Linked DNA regions of Homo sapiens: all the other regions are linked to region 2. The links are chromatin loops, found by intact Hi-C in ENCODE. Cell type or tissue: uterus. All regions are shown on one strand. Region 1 has its middle 22 kb from the start of MEX3D. Region 2 holds the start of LOC100288123 (a long non-coding RNA gene). Region 3 overlaps ONECUT3 (one cut homeobox 3).

The links. Peaks named below come from ENCODE experiments on the same cell type or tissue, not always from the same donor. Only the 100,000 strongest peaks of a DNase experiment are listed, where the experiment ranks them.
Region 1: a loop joins it to region 2, with 3 times the contacts of the local background. A loop is called at or near these places in 24 of 110 quality-filtered maps.
Region 3: a loop joins it to region 2, with 2.2 times the contacts of the local background. A loop is called at or near these places in 9 of 110 quality-filtered maps.

Annotation. Positions count from the first base shown.
Region 1 is chr19:1,542,331-1,550,330 of GRCh38, forward strand. No RefSeq gene overlaps it. Among named protein-coding and RNA genes, the nearest start is that of MEX3D, 22 kb to the right of the region's middle. RefSeq lists a cis regulatory region at 3,817-4,217 and a silencer at 5,177-5,377. In uterus, a CTCF peak has its summit at 4,043 (motif pointing right); DNase peaks (open chromatin) are centred at 455 and 4,041.
Region 2 is chr19:1,821,467-1,829,466 of GRCh38, forward strand. It overlaps REXO1 (RNA exonuclease 1 homolog), which reads right to left. Exons shown (of 16, transcript NM_020695.4): 2 at 5,412-7,165; 3 at 4,373-4,477; 4 at 2,106-2,319; 5 at 53-216. LOC100288123 (a long non-coding RNA gene) reads left to right here and starts at 623. Exons shown (of 4, transcript NR_152847.1): 1 at 623-1,226; 2 at 1,549-1,791; 3 at 2,157-2,250; 4 at 2,643-3,079. RefSeq lists a silencer at 5,742-5,877 and an enhancer at 7,003-7,503. In uterus, a CTCF peak has its summit at 4,850 (motif pointing left); DNase peaks (open chromatin) are centred at 4,835 and 5,545; H3K27ac peaks cover 1,387 bases.
Region 3 is chr19:1,762,901-1,770,900 of GRCh38, forward strand. All of the region lies in intron 1 of ONECUT3 (one cut homeobox 3), which reads left to right. LOC101928543 (a long non-coding RNA gene) reads right to left here. Exons shown (of 5, transcript XR_007067085.1): 5 at 6,867-6,930. Among named protein-coding and RNA genes, the nearest start is that of ONECUT3, 13 kb to the left of the region's middle. RefSeq lists enhancers at 1-84, 2,902-3,423, 4,718-5,412. In uterus, a CTCF peak has its summit at 4,743 (motif pointing left); no DNase peak of the experiment used is centred here; H3K27me3 peaks cover 6,177 bases.

The DNA of each region.
Region 1 (8,000 bases), 280 kb before region 2:
GAGGGAAAACTTGTCCTGGCAAGAATTTCCAAAGCTCAGTTTTATTTTTTAAGACAAAGTCTCGCTCTTGTCACTCAGGCTGGAGTGCAGTGGCGTGCTCTCGGCTCACTGCAGCTTCCGACTCCCTGGTTCAGGAGATTTTTCTCGTGCCTCAGGATCCCAAGTAGCTGGTACTACAGGCGTCATCATGCCCGGATAAATTTTCTACTTTTAGTAGAGACGGGGTTTCACCATGTTGGCCAGGCTGGTCTCGAACTCCCGACCTCAGGGGATCCACCCGCCTCGGCCTCCCAAAGTGCTGGTATTACAGGCGTGAGCCCCAGCGCCCGGCCCCAAAGTTCCGTTTTACCCTTTTTCCCACGCTGAGGCTACAGCTGAACCCAGCCTCCAGACCACCTCCTCATTGGTCTATGGGAGCACGTGACATCATGCGTCCTCCAATCACCAGCAAGCAAGCAAGGCGTGGGCGGGACCAAGGGCGGCTACCTCTGGGGCCAGCAGGATTGGCTGTTGCCCGTGGTAACTGTGTGTGACGTCATAAAGCTTCCTTGCACCTTGGCAAGGCCCCGGGAGCAGGGACCTTTTCTCTCCCACTATACAGATGGGGACACTGAGGCGCTGGTTCTCAATCTATGAAAAAATGGGGTGCTGGTAGGTAGGTCAACCTGGGTCCCACGGGGAGTTTTCAAACTCCTGATGACTCCAGAGAATTACGCTGAGTGAAAAAAGCCTGTCCCGGCCGGGCGCGGTGGCCCACGCCTGTAATCCCCGCACTTAAGGAGGTCGAGGCAGCCGGGTCACAAGGTCAAGAGATCGAGACCAGCCTGGCCAACATGGTGAAACCCCATCTCTACTAAAAATACAAAAATTAGCCGGGCGTGGTGGCGGGCGCCTGTAGTCCCAGCTACTCGGGGAGCTGAGGGAGGAGAATCACTTTCACCACGGAGGCGGAGGTTGCAGTGAGCCTAGATCACGCCACTGCACTCCAGCCTGGGTGACAGAGTGAGACTCCGTCTCGGGAAAAAAAAAAAAAAAAAAAAATTAGCCGGGCATAGTGGGGTGTGCCTGTGGTCCCAGCTACTCAGTTGGCTGAGGTGGGAGGATCACCTGAGCCCAGGAGTTCCAGACCACCCTGGGGAACATAGTGAGACCCCATCTCTATAAAAAATTAGAAAATTAAGGCCAGGCGCGGTGGCTCACGCCTATAATCCCAGCACTTTGGGAGGCCGAGGCGGGCGGATCAGGAGGTCAGGAGATCGAGACCATCCTGGCTAACACGGTGAAACCCTGTCTCTACTAAAAATACAAAAAATTAGCCGGGCGTGGTGGCGGGTGCCTGTCGTCCCAGCTACTCGGGAGGCTGAGGCAGGAGAATGGCGTGAACCCGGGGAGACGGAGCTTGCAGTGAGCCGAGATGGCGCCACCGCACCCCAGCCTGGGCGACAGAGCAAGACTACGTCTCAAAATAAATAAATAAATAAATAAATAAATAAGCCAAGGATGATGATGCACACCTGTAGTCCTAGCTGCTTGGGCGACTGAGGCAGGAGGATGCCTTGAACCCAGGAGTTCATGTAGGTTGCAGTGAGCTGTAGTTGCACCACTGGAGTCCAGCCTGGGCAACAGAGCAAGACCCTGTGTAAAGAACAAAAAAAGTTTATGTAACATTTTAGAAATGGAATTAGGGTTAGGGATGAGGGTGCGGGGAGGGTGCACAAACAGCAAGAGATCCTGATGGTGATGGAAATGCTCCATGTCATGATGGTGGATACACGAATCTACCCAGGCCAGCAAATTATAGGAGACTAAAGACATCTCACACACTCACACACACGATCACAAGTTAAACTGAGGAATCCTGAGTAAGATTGATGGATTGTATCCATGTGAAATCTTACTTATATGTTTTTTAGAGATGGAGTGTCCTTAATGCACCCCAGGCTGGAGTGCAATTTTGTGATCTCAGCTCACTGCAGCCTCTGGGGTTCAAGCGATTCTCCTGCCTCAGCCTCCGGAGTAGCTGGGATTACAGGCGCCCACCACCACGCCCGACTAATTTTTGTATTTTTAGTAGAGATGGGGTTCCACTATGTTGGCCAGGCTGCTGTCGAACTCCTGACCTCGTGATTCACCTGCCTTGGACTCTCAAAGTGCTGTGATTACAGGCGTGAGCCACCACACCCGTTTTTGTTTTGTTTTGTTTTGTTTTGTTTTTGTTTTGAGATGGAGTCTCACTCTGTTGCCCAGGCGAGAGTGCAGTGGTGTGTTCTAGGCTCAGTGCAACCACCGCCTCCCAGGTTCAAACGAGTCTCCTGCCTCAGCCTCCCGAGTAGCTGGGACTACAGGTGCCCGCCACCACGCCCGGCTAATTTTTTGTTGTTGTTGTATTTTTGGTAAAGAGGAGGTTCCCCATGTTGGCCAGCCTGGTCTCGCACTCCTGACCTCAGGTGATCCACCTGCCTTGGCCTCCCAAAATGCTGGGATTACAGGCATGAGCCACAGCACTCGGCCCTTCCCTCCTTTCTTTCTGAGACAGGGTCTTGTTCCGTCACCCAGACTGGAGTGCAGTAGCAGGATCACAGCTCAATGCAACCTAGAAGAATTCCTGTCGTCCTGTGCTCATGAGATCCTCCCTCCTCTTGCAACTGCATATGAATTGACAATTATTTCAATAAAATTTTCAATTAAAAAATTATGAGGGCTGGGTGCGGTGGCTCACTCCTGTAACCCCAGCACTTTGGGAGGCCGAGGCGGGCGAATCACGAGGTCAGGAGTTCGAGACCATCCTGGCTAACACGGTGAAACCCTGTCTCTACTAAAAATACAAAAACTAGCCGGGCGTGGTGGCGGGCGCCTGTAGTCCCAGCTACTCGGGAGGCTGAGGCAGGAGAATGGCGTGAACCTGGGAGGCGGAGCTTGCAGTGAGCCGATATCACGCCACTGCACTCCAGCCTGGGTGACAGAGCGAGACTCCATCTCAAAAAAAAAAAAAAAAAAAAAATTATGGTCCAGGAGCGGTGGCTCACGCCTGTAATCCCAGCACTTTGGGAGGTCAAGACGGGCAGATCACCTGAGGTCAGGAGTTCGAGACCAGCCTGGCCAACATGGTGAAACCCCGTCTCTACTAAAAATACAAAAATTAGCCGGCCATGGTGGCAGGTGCCTGTAATCCCAGCTACTTTGGAGGCTGAGGCAGGAGAATCGCTTGAACCCGTGAGGCAGAGGTTGCACTGAGCTGAGATCGCACCACTGCACTCTAGCCTAGGTGACAGAGCAAGCCTCTGTCTCAAAAAATAAAAAGAGAAAAAAAGAAAAAAGCCAAGAAAGTGGAGTCTTTTCTGCCCTTGAAAGGGTAGTGGTAAAACTCTCTGGGTGGTGTGGGGTGTCCAGGTATCTCTCTGTCGCCCCTAACACTGGGCGAGACTGGATCTGTTTTGCATAAAGGAAGAACACATTTCTGTGTCCCCTGCCAGTCATCCATGCAATCATCAATTTCGTTGTTGTTGTTGTTGTTTGAGATGGACCTTCCCTCTTGTCGCCCAGGCTGGAGTGTAGTAGCATGATCTCGGCCCACTGCAACCTTCACCTCCCGGGTTCAAGCGAGTCTCCTACCTCAGCCTCCCGAATAGCTGGGATTACAGGTGTGCGCCACCACACCCGGCTAATTTTTGTATTTTTAGTAGAGACGGGGTTTCACCATGTTGGCCAGGCTGGTCTCGAACTCCCGACCTCAGGTGATCCGCCCGCCTCGGCCTCCCAAAGTGCTGGGATTACAGGTGTGAGCCACTGCGCCCGGCCAATCAGCAAATATTTAATGAGCCCCCACTGCGTACTAGCGCTGAACTACTGGGCGAGGGTCGGCCAGCGGCAGGAAAACGGGGAAACAGGTGCGCCCGTTTGTGCGCGGGGGAAGCTCGCAGCCACGAGCGAAGGGACCTGTGTCTCCACTTTGGACAAATCTCCCGGGAATTTCCCGGGGGTTCAGAGCTCCGATGTCGGGGCGGGGAGGGGCAGGGTGTCATGTGCGGCGCTGGCCACACGGTGGCGACAGAGAACGTGCCGTTCTGGTCCAGCCTGGCGGCTGTGGGGTCGAAATGGGGAAGGAGTTGGGGTCGCGATGGAGTCGGGGAGGCAGTGGGGTAGGAGCGAGGGCCCCCTTTTTTTTGGAGACAGAGTTTCTCGTTGCTCAGGCTGGAGTGCAATGGCGTGATCTCAGCTCACCTCAACCTCCTGGGTTCAAGCGACTCTCCTGCCTCAGCCTCCAGAGTAGCTAGGATTACAGACATGCACCACCACATCCGGCTAATTTTTGTATTTTTAGTAGAGACGGCTTCGCCATGTTAGGCAGGTCTCGAACTTAGGACTTCATGTGATCCATCTACCTCGGCCTCCCAAAGCGCTGGGATGACAGGCGTGAGCCACCACGCCCAGCCGAGACAGCCTACCCACTGTGGGCTTTGGCAATAAGGCGCTCAATCAATTATAATAAACACCTATGGAATTAATTCCCGTCTGTGTTCCCCAAACCGTCCTCCCCAACCCCCACCGCCGCCCAGTAATTCAGGGACCACAAGAATGGAGGTCTCTGGCTTATAACTCTCACTGAGAAGCCTGATGCAGGAGCTCACACCTGTAATCCCGGCACTTCAGTAGGCCAAGGCAGGAGGATACTACTGAGCCTCGGTAATGTATTGTTTTTTATTTTTTTTATTTTATCATATATATATTTATTATACTCTAAGTTCTAGGGTACATGTGCATTCTCAGCAAACTATTTTTTCTTTTATTTTTATTTATTTATCTTTTTATTTTTGAGACGGAGTCTCTCTCTGCCGCCCAGGCTGGAGTGCAGTGGCGCGATCTCGGCTCACTGCAAGCTCCGCCTCCCGGGTTCACGCCATTCTCCTGCCTCAGCCTCCCGAGTAGCTGGGACTACAGGCGCCCGCCACCACGCCCAGCTAATTTTTTGTTTTAGTAGAGATGGGGTTTCACCGTCTCGAACTCCTGGCCTCATTGATCCTCCCACCTCGGCCTCTGAAAGTGCTGGGATTCTAGGCGGGAGCCACCGCGCCCCGCCAAGGCTGGGTAATTTATAAACAAAGGAGGTTCCTGGACTCACAGTTCTGCATGGCTGGGGAGGCCTCAGCAAACTTACAATCACGGTGCAGGGGGAAACAAGCGTGTCTTACCTGACTCAGGCGAAAAGAGAGGAAGGAAGAGCAGGGAAAACTGCCTTATAAAACCATCAGATCTCGTGAGATCTCACTCACTATCAGAGAGCAGCACGAGGGAACCGCCCCCATGATCCAATCACCTCCCACCTGCTCCCTCTCTCCACACGTGGGGACCATGGAGATTACAACCGAGATGAGATTTGGGTGGGGACCCAGAGCCAAACCTCCTCAGGACCTCTGTCCCCCCTCCTCTCCTCCCACTGCCTCTGGGCACGCTGGCACCCCTGCCTCCTCTTCCCTGGTTGGTCTTTGGTGAGATGTGTGTCCATTGGTCCCAGAACCTGGCGTTGCCCAGGCTGGAGTGCAGTGGGGCGATCTCGGCTCACTGCAAGCTCCGCCTCCCCGGTTCATGCCAGTCTCCTGACTCAGCCTCCCGAGTAGCTGGGACTACAGGCGCCCGCCACCACGCCCGGCTAATTTTTTGAATTTTTTAGTAGAGACGGGGTTTCGCCGTGTTAGCCAGGATGGTCTCGATCGCCTGACCTCGTGATCTGCCCGCCTTGGCCTCCCAAAGTGCTGGGATTACAGGCGTGAGCCACCACACCCGGCCCAAGACCCTGACTCTTAAAAAATAAGGCCAGGCCAGGTGGCTCACACCTATAATCACAGCATTTTGGGAGGCCAAGGCAAGTGGATCGTTTGAGCTCAGGAGTTGGAGACCAGTCTGGGAAACATGGTGAGACCTCGTCTCTATTAAAAACACAAAAAATTAGCCAGGCACAGTGGCACATGCCTGTAATTCCAGCTACTCAGGAGGCTGAAGCAGGAGAATCGCTGGAACCCAAGAGGTGGAGGTTGCAGTGAGCTGAGACTGTGCCACTGCACTCCAGCCTGGGTGACAGAGCAAGACTCTGTCTCAAGAAAAAAAAAAAAAAAAAAAAAAAAAAGGCCAGTCTCAGTGGCTCACGCCTGTGATCCCAGCACTTTGGGAGGCTGAGGTGGGTGGATCACCTGAGGTCAGGAGTTCGAAACTAGCCTGGCCAACATGGTAAAACCCCGTCTCTACTAAAAATACAAAAACTAGCCGGGCGTGGTGGCAGGTGCCTGTAATCCCAGCTACTCAGGAGGCTGAGGCAGGAGAATCGCTTTAGCCCCGGGAGGTGGAGGTTGCAGTGAGCCGTGATCAAGCCAGTGCACTCCAACCTGGGTGACAGAGCAATAACCTGTCTCAAATAAATAAATAAATAAATAAATAAATAAAATTCAAGCTTAGTAGAATAAAAAATTCAGCTTCCCAGTTGTCCTCGCATTTCAGGTGACAAATCATGCACAGCTGGTGGCTTTGTATCACACAGTGCAGATTTAGACCATTCCCATAATCGTTTTCATCATTGTAGAAAGTTCTATTGAACAACGCTGGGCTAGAACATTCTAGAAGATTCTAGAAAGCTCCAACACAGGAGCCAGCAGCCACCTGAGGGTAATTACATTTAAATTTAGACTTAAATTCTGTTGGCTGGTGAAGTCCAGCACATGCTGGTTTGGTTTTTTTTTTTTTAGGGGTGAGGTAGTTAGACTGCAGCAAAAACAGGGGCTCCCATCACAGTTCTGTGCAGGGGGTGAGTGAGACTGAAGAAACCAAAGACCATATCCCAATTCACTTTCTGAAATCATCTCCCGTTATTTTCACCTGTTCTCTGATTACTCTTTGTTCCCTGCGTGTGCCCTGTCATCCCACCTCCACACCTTTGCCATACTGTCTCCCTTTGACCCCCACATCCAACCAGCCCTGTCTAGCCTTCTGCAGCATCCCCAAGCAGAATTCACTGGGCAGAATTAATCTCTCTCTCCTCTGAACTCCTGATTCACCCATCCATCCACCCATCCCCCTTCCTGTCCACCCATCCACCCATCCATCCATCCAAGCATCCACCCACCCATCCACCCATCCAACCATCCACCCACTCATCCACCCACCCACTCATCCACCTGTTCACCCATCCACCCATCCATTCATCCATCCAACGATCCACCCACCCATCCATCCACGCATCCATCCATCCGTCCATCCATCCAACCATCCAAGCATCCACCCACCCATCCATCCATCTCCAACCATGCACCCACTCATCCCTTCATCCATCCATCCATCCATCCATCCATCCATTTACCCACCCTCCCATCCATCCACTCACCCATGCACTTGTCCACCCATCCACCCATCCATCCACCCACCCATCCATTCACCTACTCACCCATGCACTTGTCCACCCATCCACCCATCCATCCACCCACCCATCCATTCACCTACCCACCCATCCATCCATCCATTCGTCCACCCACTCCCCCATCCCCCCATCCAACCACCCATTCCTCCATCCATCAATTCACCCACCCACCCACTCACCCATCCATCCATCCATCCATCCATCCATCCATCCATCCATCCATTCATCCACTCATCCACTCATCCATTTACCCACCCTCCCATCCATCTACCCCCCCATCCACCCATCCATCCATCCACCCATCCATCCATCCATCCATCCATCCATCCATCCACCCACCCTCCCATCCATCCACCCACCCATCTACTTGTCCACTCATCCACCCATCCATCCACCCACCCATCCATTCACCCACCCACCCATCCATCCATTTAACCACCCACCCACCCACCCACCCAGCAACACATCCATCCACCTACCCATCTAATCATCCATCCATCCATCCATCCACCCACCCACCCATCCATCCATCCATTCGTCTACCCACCCACACCTATCCCCCATCCAACCACCCATTCATCCATCCAATTCACCCACC
Region 2 (8,000 bases):
CTCAGGGCGTGGTCTTGGGGGTGGTGGTCCTGGCCGAGATGGGAGGGGCTACCTGTAAGGATGGACTGTGGGCGATTCGCTTAGGGATGATGGTGGTGGTAGTCTTGGACGCCATCCCCGACAATGTGCGTGTTTTCAGCTGCTGGCCACCTGGCTCAGGGCCGTTGGAGGACTGGCTGCCGCTGGCCGCAAGGGTCCTCTTGGCACCTGTGGGGGCTGGCGGGGCACAGGGGGTGTGGGCACAGGGCGAGTGGCTGCCCATCACCACGTGGCGGAGCACCAGGCAGCCGCGGCCGCTCAGCGCCAGCAGCACGTGCATCTCCGCGTGCAGGGGGCCGGGCCAGGGTGAGGGGCTGGGGCTGCGCAATGGCATCAGGCTCTAGCTGCCTTCAGGCAAGTCCATCGAGGCAGAGGACACAGGTCAGGCTGCGGAGGCCGCTGAGGACACGTCACCGGTGGGGTGGTCCAGGCCTCTGCCACGTGTTCTGACCCCAAGCCCAAGGCGTCGATGTCTGAGGGAAAGGCCCTGGCTCCCGGACAGAGGACCGAAGGGTCTCGGGTGCCCCCACCTGCTCATTGGCTTTGCCCTGCCCTGCGGCCTCTGTGTTCTGCCTTGCCCTTTGATGAAGTCACAAACCAGAGGGAGGAGGCCAGGCCTGCAGGGGCTGCTTCGGAGGGCTGGCCACGCGGGCAGCTGCAACCTGGGCATGTACGTCTGTGTGGCAGGGGGGCTTCTGGACTGGGGGCTCGGCACCGACCCAGGAAGGGGAGCTGTGAGCAGGGACATCTGGCCCTAGTCTCAGAGCAACATCCCTCGAAATGCCATCTGGCCCTGGAAGGTGCAAGGGAGGCAGGATGAGTCTGCTCATGCTACCGCGGGCCGCCCAGCAAGGAAGCAGGCTGCCCGCCAGGCTGGCACGCGCCTCTTGCAGTGGAGGGTTTGCTCTTCAGGAACGGACAGAGAACCTCCAGACTCCCTCGGCTGCACGCTGGGGGCGAGCCCAGGCAGCCACAGGAGTCCTCCAAGCCAGATGAGCCCGCCCTGCGGCACTGCCAGCACTTGGGACGCCAGACTCCCTTCAGGCGGCGGGCCCCAAGGGCACTGCGACAGCTCAGCACCCACCACAGATCAGCAACAGGACAACCCGAGCGCGGAGACACAGACGGGAAGCGTGTGGGGTCCTGGGATAGGCCCAACTCAATGATTTCCCCTCCCTGGGGCTAAGGTCTCAGCCGTGAGGGGGCTCTGGGGAGGGGAGGTCAGAGTAGCCTGGAGAGCTCTCCCTAAGGAGGGCCGTGGGATCCATGGGATCTGCAGGGGAATCGCCGGGGCTGGCCCTAAGGCTCTCCAGCCAGCGCCAGGGAGGCAGGGGCTCCAAACCAGCAGGCTGCTCAGGGTGGTCCTCGGACAGCAGCCATGCCCTCCCAGGGAGCTTGCCAGACACACAGACCTTTCCCAGCCTCCAGACCAGAACCTGCATTTTTTAGGAGCTTTCTGGGGGACCCTCATCTGTGACCTGCCTCCAGGGATACTTTCTCGCTCTACAGACACCACTGATGTGAAGACGCAGGAGACAGGACAACCCCCCGTGAAGGGTCCTGTCCACCCACCACTGAGGCCTGGCCCGACTTTCTACAAGACCCTGCTGGGGGGGAAGTGCCCCTCGGAGTAAAGGAAATACAGCCCCACTCCTGGGAAGACAGCACTCATTTCCATCAGAGGCCACGCCCCCCACTCACACGCCAGGAGAAAGCCACACCTGCAGAAGCCTGCTCCCCACCCAATGCCAGGTACCCCGACATGGCTCCCCATTCCCTGGAACCACAGGCTCAGGCCCTGGTTCAGCCCAGTCCCCAGCAGGCTGTTGGACTCCTAGTAACCCCGGAGCTGGGTCAGGGAAGGAAGGTGCTGGGCCAGGCCTCCTGCACCCCTCAACAGTCCCCATTTCACAGACAGGCAGGCTGAGGGCCCCAGGGAGGGGGCCCAAAGTCATCCCATGAGCAAGCACCATGTGGTTCAGGTGAGCTCAGAGACCTCAGGGTGCCACCTCTCCTGCCCACATGCCCACGGCCCCCCGGCACAGGCCCCCTGGGCCAGGACTCACCTGCAGCCAGGCGGGGGTTGGGGATGTGGGCGATCCTCCTCTTCTCGCCAGGGGCGGAAATGTGGACGGAGGGCGACTTCTCTGCCAGCCTGGCGGGGGCCTGCAGCAAGCTCGCCGATGCCCTCTGCGCCTGCTGGGCCCGCAGGTAGCACACCTCCTGCGCCGTCGGGGGCCGGGCCGGGGGCACCGCGGGACCCCTCCTCGGGGGCTCCACCTGCGTCACCACAAATGCTAAGGCCTGGCAGCACAGCGGGGGCACCTGGAGCAGGCGACCCCGGGCAGGCTTGGGAGAGGGTGGCTGGAGCTCGGGGGCCGGAGGCACCACCTCCCTGGCTGCCTTCTGAGCTGCTGGGCACACTGGGGGGAAGCAGCAGGGGGCAGTGGTCCTCAATGCCATGTGGCTCCAGGCTCCCCCACTCCCAGTGTCTCCCGGTGCCCAGGCTATGTCCTCAGCCCTGATAAGGCACGGGTGGGCGGGACTACCCCGATTACACTGGCACTCCAATCCAATCCCACTACGCCTAATCTTCCTCAAAGCCCCTCCTCTGGGGAGGCTCTGGGACTGGAGCAACTGGGACTCTCCTGGCTGCTGACCCCGGAGCCAGGCTCTCTGCTTGTCCTGCACTACCTCGCCACGTCTGCACAGGGGCCTGACAAGCGCTACTGTCTCCGGGCTACAGAGGACACTGGAGCTCAGAGCTGGACAACCGGCCCAGGCCCAGGCCGCACACGGCGCAGCAGGCCGTCTGCCGCACTCTGGGGGAGGTCACCCTGGGGCTGCTGACCTGCTCTGTCCCTCGCCCCAGCACCGTGGCAATCTAACAGGAAGGGGCAGGGCCAGCTCCCTCTGGAACTCGGGCAGCGTCAAAGATAAGGTGTCTTCAAAAAGCTCATGGAAAACGTGCGTTGTGACGAAACTTGCATGGCTTTCAAGTTTTTTTGCCCCAAAATAAACTGATACTAACTTGTCATAACATGTCTGAACCAGACGGAGTTTGAGGCACTAAAAAAAAGTAAGACATCAGTTAGAACAGAGCCCCAGTCAGAGCAACAGGAGTTCTGCTAAAATTGAAGCAAATGTTAAGCATCAAATTTATGGTAAAACTTGGGTGGAAGAACGAATGGGGAAATCACTGATGCTTTACAAAAAGCGTCACAGATTTACAGGAACAATGTCCCAAAGAAATCAGAAGTTTATGAATGGATAACTCATTTTATGTATTTATCTTTTTGAGACAGAGTCTTGCCTTGTCGCCCAGGCTGGAGCGCAATGGCACGATCTTGGCTCATTGAATCCTCCACCTCCCGGGTTCAAGCAATTCTCCTGCCTCAGCCTCCCGAGTAGCTGGGATTACAGGTGCGTGCCACCGCGCCCAGCTAATATTTTGTATCTTTAGTAGAGACGGGGTTTCACCATGTTGGCCAGGCTGGTCTCGAACTCCTGACCTCGTGATCTGCCCACCTCTGGGCGCAGTGCCTCATGCTTGTAATCCCAGCATTTTGGGAGGCCGAGGTAGGCAGATCACGAGACCAGTCTGGCCAACATGGTGAAACCCCGTCTCTACTAAAGATACAAAAATTAGCCTGGTGTGGTGGTGGGCACCTGTAATCCCAGGTACTCGGGAGGCTGAAGCAGGAAAATCACTTAAGCCCGGGAGGCGGAAGTTGCAGTGAGCAGAGATCGTGCCACTGCACTCCAGCCTGGGTAACAGAGCGAGACTCCGTCTCAAAAAAAAAAAAAAAAAAAAAAACAACCAAAAAACAAACAAACAGAAAACAGAGGGATGAAGCTGGGAGCAGTGGCTCACGCCTGTAATCCCAACGCTGGGAAGCCGAGGCAGGAGGATCACTTGAGGTCAGGAGTTGGAAGACCAGCCTGGGTGACAAAGCAAGACCCCCTTTTTTTATAATTTTTTTTTTTTGAGACAGAGTCTTGCTCTATCACCCAGGCTGGAGTGCAGTGGTGCAATCTTGGCTCACTGTAACCTCTGCCTCCTGAGTTCAAGCGATTCTCCTGCCTCAGCCTCTCTAGTAGCTGGTATTACAGGCACCCATCACCATGCCCAGCTAATTTTTGTATTTTTAGTACAGATGGGGTTTTGCCATGCTGGCCAGGCTGGTCTCGAACTCCTGGCCTCAGGTGATCCACCCGCCTTGGCCTCCCAAAGTGCTGGGATTACAGGCGTGAGCCACCAAACCAGGCCAACCTCGTCTTTAAAAAAAAAAAAAAAAAAGGCTCCTGCTGGCCTGGCCTCTGCGGACCTTACCTCCTGGCCTTGCTTGGAAAGGTGGGAGATCCTCCTCTTCTGCCCGGGGAACAGAGTGGTCAGACCCGAAAGCCCCTTCTCCTCACTCTTCTCTTCCTTGGGGGGCTAAGACACATGTCCGTCCGTCAGCACAGGTCTGCCCTCGCTGCCAACACCAACACACCCCAACCTCAAACTGCCCCCGGCAAGTGGGGAATGGAACAGTCCAGCCCCCAGGCACAGCAGCTGAGGGCTCAGGGCCAACAGTCCCTGGGCTTTGTGTGGGTGCAGTCGGAGGGGTGGGCAGGTGTCACACGTTCTGCAGATGCCCAAGGCTACCTCTCCTGGGCACCCAGGGCCCCAGCTTGGAGACCCCAGGGCTGCAGAATGAAAGCACACTGGGAAAGCGAGGCCACCTTGGGCCGAACCAGCTGCTGCGGGCTGAGCACTTGGGCTCAGTCTGTGTGGAGTGAGCTCCCCCTGGTGGCCAATTTGGGGACACGGGGCCAGGAGACCCAGGGGTCCAGGGCTGGCCCAGGAGAGCAAGAGCTCGCCACGCTGGGAGTAGGGAGGAGGGAGGGGAGGAGAAAGGAGCCGGAGGGGATGAGGAGGAGGCAAGGAGAGGAGACAGAGGAGCTGGAAGAGAAGAGACAGAGATGGGGGAAGGGAGGAGGGGAGAAGAGAGGGGGAAGGGAGGAAAGGGGAGGCGAGGGGAGAGGGGCTAGAAGGGTGTGCCGGAGGTGGATTCCCCTGAGGTGGGTGGGTGGGCCAATATCCCCCTGCCAGTCAGTGGGAACAGACCGTGTGCACGTGGCCACAGAAGCCTGGCTGGTGGCCACGGGCCAGTGACCTCTGGGTGGGTGAGGGGCAACAGGAGCAACAGGGCTGCCCGGGTGCTCCTGAGCTCCTGAGATTTCAACGGGCTCAGGGACCAGCACTGAGGAGCTGCCTCCACCCCGTGCCTCCGAGCCAACTGGAAACCACTCCAGATAGAAGGTCTCTCACCAGGCCCTCGGCTCTGCCTCTGCCCGAGCCCAGCCCCAGCACCCGCGCGCCTCACCTGCCGGGCCAGCCGGCCTCTGTCCTCCGTCTTGACGCTGGTGGACTCGTTGAAGATCCGCAGGCACTCCTCCATGGGGTCGGAGTCAAAGTCCACCTCCTTCTCCAGGGCCGAGTAGTCCACATCCGCCCCCGCGCTGGAGGTGGAGGAGGAGGAGGAGGAGGAGGAGGATGGGGCGGGGGAGGGGGGCGGGGAGGCCTTGAGCCGCTTGGGCGGCCCCTGCGCCTCCGGGAAGCCCAGGCTGGAGTCTGAGTCGGAGTCTGAGTCCGAGCTGAGGCTGGGGAGGGCAGAGGGCCACACGCTCGGCACCCCTGGCCCTGCGGCCTCGTCCTCACTCTCGTCCCCAAAGAGGTCGGCGTGGCTCAGGGCCCGCTTCTTCAGCTTGGGGGCGTCCTGGGAGGCGCCCTCGTCTAGTGAGCGGGCTTTCCGCTCCACTAGCTTCCCCGACGGGGCCTTGGTGCTCTTCCTGTCGGGCAGCTGGAGGGGGCGGGGTGGGCCTCTGCCGGCCGCCGGTCGGGAGTCCCCGCTTGTGGGGCTCGGCCGCCGCGCTGGCCGGTCAGGCCTCCCTTTCCCTGAGGTGGCCACAGGAGTGGCCGAAGATGGCTTCTTCTTGGTCCCTTCCGGCCGCTCTGCCTTGCGCCGGGGGCTGCTGGCCTGCGGGCCCTTCTTGTCCGCACGGGGCTTCTCCACAGGCCGCCCTCGGCCCTTGTCCTTGGTCTTGTCCTTCCCCTGGGCCCCGTCTTTGCAGCTGGGGGCAGGTGGGGCCCCGGTTTTTTTCTTCTTGGGTTTTCCCTCCTTGGGGCAGCCCCCATCCTGTGAGGACTGGACCTGGGCTGGGGAGGCGGGCTTGGCTGGGGGCGGCTGGAGGTCCCCCACGTCGCACTGCACGGCCGTCTCCTTGGTCTCCCGCAGGCCGCCCCCCTCGGCCTCCAGGCCCTCTTTGGAGGGTGGCTGCCCGGTGGCCTTGATCTCAGGGTCGGCCCTGGCTTTGGGGGTGCTGGCCGTGGTGGGCTCGTTACCTGGGACCGTGGCGGCCTCATCTTCTGAGTCTGAGAACCTTGCATCGCAACTGCCAAAGGGGTCACAGAGCTTCTTGGGAGCAGGTGTGTAGGGCTCACTGCCGCGGGAGCCCCGGGGCCGCTTGGCGGCCCGCTCATCCCGGGAGCTGGCCCTGCTGAGGTGCCGGGCCGAGTAGTTGGAGAGAGGGTCATACTCCAGGTCTGTGGGTGGCCTGGAGTTGTCCACCACGTACTTGCCACTGGGAACGGGGCGGCTGTGCCGCCGGGGCTGGCTCACAGCCTTGGGGACGTATTCCAGGGCACCGCCACCCCCTCCACCTCTGCCCTGACCCCTGTCCAGGGACGCCAGCGAGTACTTGCTGCCCGGCTCGGCAGGGGCGGCCAGTGGGGTGGGCTGGTAGCCGGCATCAGGGCTTAATAGGCCGTGGCTGCCGGGGCTGTAGTCGAAGGCCAGTGGGAAGGCATCCTCGTCCGGGCCCACAGTGGGGCTGGCGTTGGGGCCGCGGGGCGCCAGGGCGGGGGCCTCGGCGGAGCGGTGCTCACGGGTCGTCTCCAGCAGCTCCCGGTAGCGCCGCTGCTCCAGCTCCACCTCACTGCGCACGGCCTCGATGGCCTGGTTGACCAGCTCCAACTCCAGCACATCCGGGCGCGGCTCCTCCCCCAGGCCCAGGGTGCCATTCTCCCTCTGCGCGGGGGGCTTGGGCAGCTCAGGGTTGTAGGGGTCGTAACCCAGCCCTGAAGGGAACAGAGAGCACAGCTGTGACCAGCCTGCCGGAGAGGAGCCCGCAGCATGGGGGCGGCCCCGGTCTCAAACTGCAGGGAAGGGAAGAGACCTGCCTCCGAAACCCACCACGCACTGGCGCCCGCCAAGGCTCTGGGGTGCCCAGCTGGGTACAGGCCATGGCGCCATCTCAGGCCCTGTGCCGGGCCCCGCCTTGCCCTGACCAATGGGCGCTGGATGGGCCTGGGCTGCGTGACACACAGCTCCCTGGGTACTGGAGGCTCCCTCACACGGCTCATGAAATGCGCACAATGACCATGGTGGGGTGGACACTCGACAGGCTGGAACTCCCCGGGGCAGGCGGGTGTGGAGCTCCCAGCATTCAGGGTGCCGGGCTGAGGCAGGACTGGGCTGGGCCGACAACCACAGCCTGACGGTGGACACAGGAGAGCCCTTCCTCAGCCAACACGGCCCCACCCAGCCAGCAGTGTGCCCGCGGTGTGGCGGAGGTGTGCCAGCAGTGTGCCAGCGGTGGTGTGGTGGCGGTGTGCCTGCGGTGATGTGGCTGAGCAGGGCCGGGGGATGGGGACATGCCCAGTTGATGGGCCACCCTGCAAAATCCACAGGAAGATTTTTTTTTTTTGAGACAGTCTCTCTGCTGCCCAAGCTGGAGTATAGTGGTGCGATCTTGGCTCACCGCAGCCTCTATCTCCCGAGTTCAAGCAAACCTCCTGCCTCAGCCCCCCAAGTAGCTGGGATTACAGGCGTGCGCCATCACACCCAGCTAATTTTTGTATTTTTAGTAGAGATGGGGTTTCACCATGTTGGCCAGTCTCGAACTCCTGACCT
Region 3 (8,000 bases), 59 kb before region 2:
TTGCTCCCTGGTTCCCTAAAATATTCTACATTCTTTTGGCCCGGCGGGGAGGCTCAAACCTGTAGTCCCAGCACTTTGGGAGGCCAAGGCAAGAGGATCTCTTGAGGCCAGGAGTTCCAGACCAGCCTGGGCAATAGGGAGACCGCATCTCTATAAAAATGTTTTTAAATTAGCCAGATGTGGCCGGGTGCGGTGGCTCACGCCTGTAATCTCAGCACTTTGGGAGGCCGAGGTGGGTAGATCATCTGAGGCCAGGAGTTCGAGACCAGCCTGGCCAACACGGCGAAACCCCATGTCTACTAAAAATACAAAAATTAGCCGGGCGTGGTGGCACATGCCTGCAATCCCAGCTACTCCGGAGGCTGCGACAGGAGAATCGCTTGAACCCAGGAGGCAGAGGTTGCAGTGAGCCGAGATTGCACCATTGCACTCCGGCAGCCTGGGTGACAGAGTGAGACTCCATCTCAAAAAAAAAAAAAAAAAAAAAAAAAAAAAATTAGCCAGATGTGGTGGTGTACATCTGTGGCCCCGGCTACTCAGGAGGCTGAGCCAGGAGGATCTCTTGAGCAAGGGAGGTCGAGGCTGCAGTGAGACATGACTGCGTCACTTCATTCCAGCCTGGGCAACACAGGCTGACCCTGTCTCAAAAAATGATAAACAAATAAATAAATCGACATGATTTTACAATAGTTAACGCATTCGCCAGTTTCCGAATTTCAATGCAAGATGAGGTGGCTTCCATTGCCCTCCCTTCTGCAAATCACAGTCTGTATTTCTCCTTCTTGCAAAAGGCTGCGCTCCAGGGATAAATTCTTTTTATTTCCCTTTTTTGTTTTTTTTTTTTTTTTAACAGAAAGGGGAGCTTCAGATGCTCCGAGATTCTTCCCCCCGGCTCAGATCCGTGAAGCGCGCATCCTGGTCATTTTTGCCGGCCGCCTAGTACTCTCTGACTCGGCGGTGGTTTCAGGTTTTCCTGAACCACTTCCCCGCCCCGCTGACATTTAGGCTGTTTCCAATCGTTCGCGGTCACCATAGCGGCTGCAATGAATACGTCCGGGGCGGATCATTTTACGAGTGTGAGTTTATCTGTGGATTAATTTCCCAATAATTGAAACGCTGGGTCAGCCTCCCCAGCCCCTTTCTGGGTGGCCGCTTCAGCCGCTTCTTATCACTGATTCCTTTCCTGTCATCTTTTTCAAATCCATTTCCCACTGCAGGCGCTGTGTCTCCGTAACATTTTTTTTAAAAATCAACGCCTTGTGCGTGCGTGTGTTTGCCCACTGGCTTTGCTCCTGTTTGAGGGTGCCTGAATGGGGTGGGTCTCTGTAGCTGAATGTCCGAGGGTGAGAGGTGCCCCCTGACACCCCCATGCCCCCACCCCATGGCGGCCCAGCCTCCAGATGGAGCCACGAGGGAGGGACAGCCCGAGAGTCCAAGTGGAAATGCGTTTCCCGGTTAAGTCTTTGAAGGCTCAGAACTAATTTGAAAATGCAGTCATTAAAATCCCATCAGGGGAGGCTGGCGGGGAAAGCTGGAGGGAGAGGGGTGGGGACAAGAGGGAGGCTGGGCGCCTGCTGAGGCCAAGGTGGGCTCCGCGTGAGATGTGGGCAGGGCAGGCATGGGGAGGGTAAGCCACCCAGAGTGGAGGGGTAGTGGGAACAGAGTGGGGCCAGATGAGGGGCTGGGGAGGCCTCTGGGGGTCCACGCCTGGGGCATGACTCAGCCCCATCTCCTTGGAGAAGGTTCCACTGCCTCCCACCCATGGGAATCAATTTTCCAGCTCCCCGAGGGGTGCAGGGTGTAGACAGAGGGTGTAGGTATGTGACCCGGGCCCCCCACAGTAACTGGACATGTGACCTTGGGCAAGTCACCCACTGACTCGAGTCTGGAGAGGCCACGGGGGGGGGATGCGCAGGGGGGACAAGACACCAGCATGGGGGTGGGGGGCATCAGTACAACCCACATCTGGGGCAGGGCAGCTGGTGGCGGGGACAGGACGCGTCGCCAAGGAAACCGGTCATCATCCCAGCCGGAGACCGGGCTCCATATTGAATTGTCTGCTCCCTGAAGCCAGAGGTGGCTGAGGGAGGGGATCTCCAGCTCCAGGACACAGGGAGGACGGGCACACAGCGGGGTAGACTCACGTGGCTTGGTGGTTTGGGGCACTGTACAGACTGTCGGGCACAGAGGGACATGGGATGGTCACTTGAATCGCCCATTGCTGCATCCTGGGGCGTCTTCTTCTCCCTTGGGCATTGCCCAGCTGGTCTCCATCTCCTCTAGTTGCTCTTTGATCTCCTCCCTGGACCTTGGGGACCCCCCAGGAGCCTCCACATCCCTCCCGTCCTGGTGCCACCCTGGCTTGTGTCTCTCCTGCCGTGCCGCCCCCAGCACTGCTGGCGTCCACTGGGATTCAGGGACCTTCCCTCCAGCTGTCCCGAAGCCTGGGCCTGGTCTTCTGGTCCATCCTCCCTCCCAGCCAGCAGTGTATCCACTCGAAGGCCTCAGAGAGCCCAGTGGAGCCCGCGCCTCCCCTCCAGTACCCACCCAAAGGCGTCCTCTCTCCCCCTTTCCTGGACTCAGAGCGGAGCTGGCCTCCTCATTGGGGAACAGAGTCCCAGGCAGCCGCCGCTTCACGCTGTCCTGTGACTGTGAGTGGAGGCCAGCTCCTGGAGCTGCCTCTCTCTGGCCTCACGCAGCAGCTGCTCCCTGAATGGTGAATGGATGAGTCGGTTGCAGGTCCGTGCTTCGGCGTTCATTCCTTCGTGACTCTCGGGACTGCGGCCCGGTGGGGACACAGGGCTCTGGGTCACTGCGTCCACTTGATAAACCAGGAACCTGATGTCCAGAGAGGCCAGGGTGCGCGTTCAAGGCCACTCGGCCCGCAGAGCCCACCCGCGTCCCCATGGCTGCAGTGGTGAGGGGAGCAGGGGGAGGCAGAGAGGAGCCCACCCTGGGGCTGGGCGGACATGGATGCGTAACCCACACCGCAGGCTTCTGCGGGGTGACACCCAGACTCACCCCAAGACCCTGCACACCCTACAGCTCTCACGTCTCACGTCCACACCGCGAGCCAGCTGCATCCCACACAGGGATGTCACACCAAGATCCGTTGCCTCATCCACCGCCCGTCCAAGGCCCCACAAGCTGATGCCGGTTTTCCCGCCCAGAACTGGAACAGCTTTCCTAACGGTCACAGGTTTCTTAGCTTCTCACTTGGGTGGGGTTTGGATGTGCAAGGCTGCCGACCCCCATCGTGGTTGAGCGCCCGTGCAGGCGCCACCCACCCACCCACAGCACCTCGCTCAGACTTCGCCCTCCACCCCGCCGGGACATTTGGGAAGCCTCAGGCAGCCCCACGCGGGCACACCCGATGGTGGACGGAGGCTGGCACCCTCAGCCCGCACGCGGCCAACGTCAGGCGCGCGCAGAGGCACCCACGGGCCCGCCTTCAGGGGCGAGGCGGATGCTGCATCCTGAAGCCCTCCCTGTTACAAGCCCAGCCCCTCCAAAGGCCTCTGGATGAAGGGGAGGATGAAGGGGGAGAGAAGGAGGAGGAGGGGGAGAGGGAAGGAAGGGAAGTGAGGGAAGGAAGGGGAAGAGGGGAGGGAGGTAAAGAGAGGGAGGGAAGGAAAGGGAGGAAAAGAAAAGAGCAGAGAGGGGAGAGGGAGGGAGGGTGAGTGGAAAAGGAGGGGTGAGGAGGAGGAGAGGGGATGGTCCCCTCTTGGAGGGTGATGGGGGTTGACAGGTGGGCCCCAGCTTGGGTTGCAGCAATGACTGAATTCAGGGCCCCTACTCAGCTACTGGCTTCCTGCTGAGGGCACTCGGGGAGCCCCACTGTCCCACCCGGCGCTCCAGGGCAGTGGCTACTGGTCTTCCGCAGCAGGGTCTTGCAGGCTGGGCTGAGACCCCCCCCCCATGCTCCACCACCCTCGTGTAGGACAACCCAGGAACATGTTAGTCACTGCACACTCACTCAGCCACTGCTATACCTCCGCTCTGTGCTGGGCCACAGAAAGATCTCAGGCCCCACGAGGCTAAAAGGAGGAACAGTGGCCCCTGGGAGTCCCAGAGGAGGGGCCCCGGGCTCCGCTGCGGGGGGAGGGAGGGACTTCCTGGGGAGAGGCCATTGCTCCTGGGCGTTGAGGAATGTGTAGGAGTTCTCTGGCTGGAGTGACCCAACTTTCTACTCTTGGCCCCAGTTTCTCCATTTCTCCCCTCTCCAGGAAGATCCTGAGAGAAAACCTGAGGCTCAAGGCCTTCCTTGAGGGAGGGGGAAACTTCGTGGTTGGAAGGCAAGTGTCGCCCAGAGCCCAGCTCCTCTCAGGGACCCCCAGATGGGAGCTGGGAGCCTCTTGTTAGCCCTGCCGTATTCATTCAGGACTTTTCTGGCTAGACCCTTCCCCACAGCCCAACCATGATCAAGACCATCTTACAGTTGGGGAAACTGAGGCTAAGATGGTCCAACACCAGGCAGGGCCCAAGAGGGCAGCAGGTCAGACCACCCTCTTGGGCCCCGGGGTGGTTGGCTGTCCCCAGCAACTTTTAGAAAGGCAGGAAGTGGGATAGAGCTGGTGTGTGTGGGCCAAATCCCAAGGGGTCTGCAGGAAACGCCTTCATCCGGAACTTGAGGGTCTCCCCCCAGTCCAGCCCCCTTTCCCCCGCATGAGACACAGCCTACAGCCCCCGCCCTTTCCTGGGTTGGGGCGGGGACGGCTGCCCTCTGCTGGACACAGCGGGAACAGCAGGGATAACTGAGCGAAGGGGCGGCCACATCCCCGGGACCTCCCCGCCCAGAGATTTCCTGATCCCACCTGCCCAGAAAAGAAAACGACCCTTGTTGATGCTGGGGGCGGCGGCGCAGGCCCAGGACGGTGCCCTGGGGCGGGAGGCTGGATGCTACAGTAAAGCCACCATGACTGCGTTTGCCGGGCTCCCTGTGCATGGGCTCAGATGTGGGCATGGGGTCTCCGTCTCTTCTAGTTGATCTCTGATCTCCTCCCAGGGCCCCGGGGACCCCCAGGAACCAGCCCCAGATCCTCCTCATCCTTAGATTCCAAAAAGACTGATAACCGTTGGGGAGATGGGATGGGTGGTGTACCTGGAGTCCTCAGATCAGAGCCTCTCGGGGGTGATTGCTCCTGGAATCAGGGCCTCAGTCCCCAGGGTCCTGGAGGAGGTGCAGGGCTGGCTGCATGGAGTGGGCATCCTGTCAGGACCCAAACCCTCACTCAATGGGGCCCCTGGACAGAGCAGGTGAATTGTTGTAAAAAGAAGGGGTGTGGCAGGGGTGACAGGGAGAGTTGTGGGATTAGACAAGGGGTGTTGGGGTAGCCTCGCAGGGAAGGAGATACCTGAGCAGAGACTAGAAGGAGCTGAGGGGGGCGGGAGGGGACTTGGGGAAGAGCAACCAGGCAGAGAGAACCGTCGTGCAAAGGAGCTGAGTGAGTGAGGCCAGCGGGGGAGGCCAGACAGAGAGGCGGCTGGTGGTGGATGGGGAGAGGGAAGCGGCTGGAAGAGCTCAGGAGCCCAGGAAGGACTGGCCTGCACCGGGACATGCCTGAAGGGGGCGCACTGTCTTTACAAAGGAAGGGACTGAGGCCTCCAAGGGAATGGGACTCGCCTGGGGTCCCAGAGCAAGCTTGACAGCCTGGCCCCGCCCCACTCCTCCGCCAGCTTGGTGGCCAAGGTCTGTGTTGGGGGCCACTCTCTATCCCCCCGACTACAGGTCGGGAGCTGCTGGTGATGGAACCAGGGGCTGAGTATGCAGTGCTGGCCACATACTAGGAGAATCCCAGGATGGGGTTCAGCAGTGTTGATGAGGATAATGAAGGAAATCAGGGGGAGGTGAAGAAAACAGAGGAAGGGGGTGAGTAAAAGAAAGGTCATGGAGGAGGTGTGGGGAGGTGGAAGGTGGAGGTGATGGAGGTGGTGATGGGGGTGGAAGGTGGAGACGATGGAGGAGGTGGCGGAGGTAGAGGTGGAGGTGGTGGAGGTGGAGGTGGTGGAGGTGGAGGTGGTGGAGGTGAAGGTGGAGGAGGTAGAGGTAGAGGTGCTGGAGGTGGAGGTAATGGAGGTGGAAGTGGAGGTGGAGGTGATGGTGGAGGTGGTGGAGGTGGAAGTGGAGGTGGAGGTGACGGTGGAGGTGGTGGAGTTGCTGGAGGTGGAGGTGGTGGAAGTGGAGGTGGAGGTGATGGAGGAGGAGATGCTGGAGGTGGAGGTGATGGAGATGGAGGTGGAGGTCGTGGCGGTGGAGGTGGTGAAGGAAGAGGTGCTGGAGGTGGAGGTGATGGAGGTGGAGGTGGTGAAGGAAGAGGTGATGAAGGAGGAGGTGGAGGTGCTGGAGGTGGTGGAGGAGGAGGAGGTGCTGGAGTTGGAGGTGATATGGAGGGTGTGATGGGATAGCACTGACATTGGTGGTGCAGGAGTGATGGTGGAGGAGAGGACGGAGGTGGAGACCTCATTGGAGGCTGGTGGAGGTCGCGTGGCAGAGGTGGCAATGGTGGGCCCTGGCAGCATGAGGCTGGTGGTTGGTACCAGGGCCAAGTCCAGGGCTTCACCCCCGTCCCCACTCTGAACCCCATCAGTCCTTCTCTCCAAGTCTCAGTTTTCACTTCTGCACAAGGGGTCCATAACCACCATGGCCTCTGGGTTGGCACAGGGGTGGCCTTTAGGATTGGTGTGGGGGTGAACCTGATGTTGGGTGGGGTGCTGGCGGGGGTCAGGTGGCGGTGGTGATGGGTAGGGGATGCACAGAGGGGGCATCCAGGCGGCCCCCCTACTCCAACTCACACCTCTGTCAGCGGCTGTGGGGGATGGGAGCAATGACAAAGCTGCTCGCGGTAAACAGCTCCGACTGGATCGATCTGGGCTGTGAGGAGCTGTAATTAGATTGAACGCCGGGAAGGGGGGCAGCAGAGCCTCTTTTTGCTGCAATCGACAAAACGGGAAGTTTTTTCAGACTCTGCCTGGCCCGGCCCCTCCCCCAGCCTCTGCCTCTGGGGTCCCCATTAGGCACCAGATTGGAGCCTGGGAGGTGGGGTGGGAAAGGGACGATATGCATCCTACCTCCCTCCCCCATCTAGGCCAGTGGACTCTGTTTTCTGGGCTGCCCTATTGGGACTGGCTGGGCAAGCCTGAGGGGTGGCTCACATTCTCTGAGTAAATAAGGAGAAAACCCCCTGCCTTGTAGAATTATTGTAAGGATTGAGGCTGGGTACTGTGATTCATGCCTGTAACCCCAGCACTTTGGGAAGCTGAAGCTAGAGGATTGCTTGAACCCAGGAGTTAGAGACCAGCCTGGACAACATAGTGAGACCACATTTCTACAAACAAACAAAAAACATATATATATGTTTGTGGGGGTTTTTTGTTTTTTGTTTTTTAATTAGCCAGATGTGGTGATGTGCACCCGTGGTCCCACCTACTTGGGAGGCTGAGGTGGAAGGATTGCTTGAGCCCAGGAGTTCAAGGATGCAGTGAGTCATGATTGCACCACTGCACTCCAGCCTGGGCGACACAGCAAGACCCTGTCTCAAAACAAAACAAGAATTATTGTTAAGAATTGAGTGACCAGATACATATAAAGCTCTTGACACAAAGCTCTTGTGAGCTTTCTGAGGAGCATTTGTATTTCTGTCCCTACTGTAAATGTAGGATAAATTTGTGAGTAAATTGCTAAGTGAATGAATAAATGAGTGAGTGAATGAATTAAACATTACAACAGGTGAGCGAGAAGGGCCTCCCTTGGAATTTCAAGGCCCCGGTTGAGTTTTGACTCAGCTTTCCCTTTGAAAGAATGGAGGACTGGGTCCTCTCCTGTAATCCTCATAGGGTGGCCGAGTGCCAAAGAGGTGAGAGGTCAATTCAGTTTTTTGCATTTCCTTCCATGTTTCTTTATGCAGATAAAATATAAACATAGGTTCTTGTCTCTCCTTTCACACATAAAAGGCTCCCTGGTACACTGTTCACCCTTCAGGATTTCCTTTGCCATCTTTCCA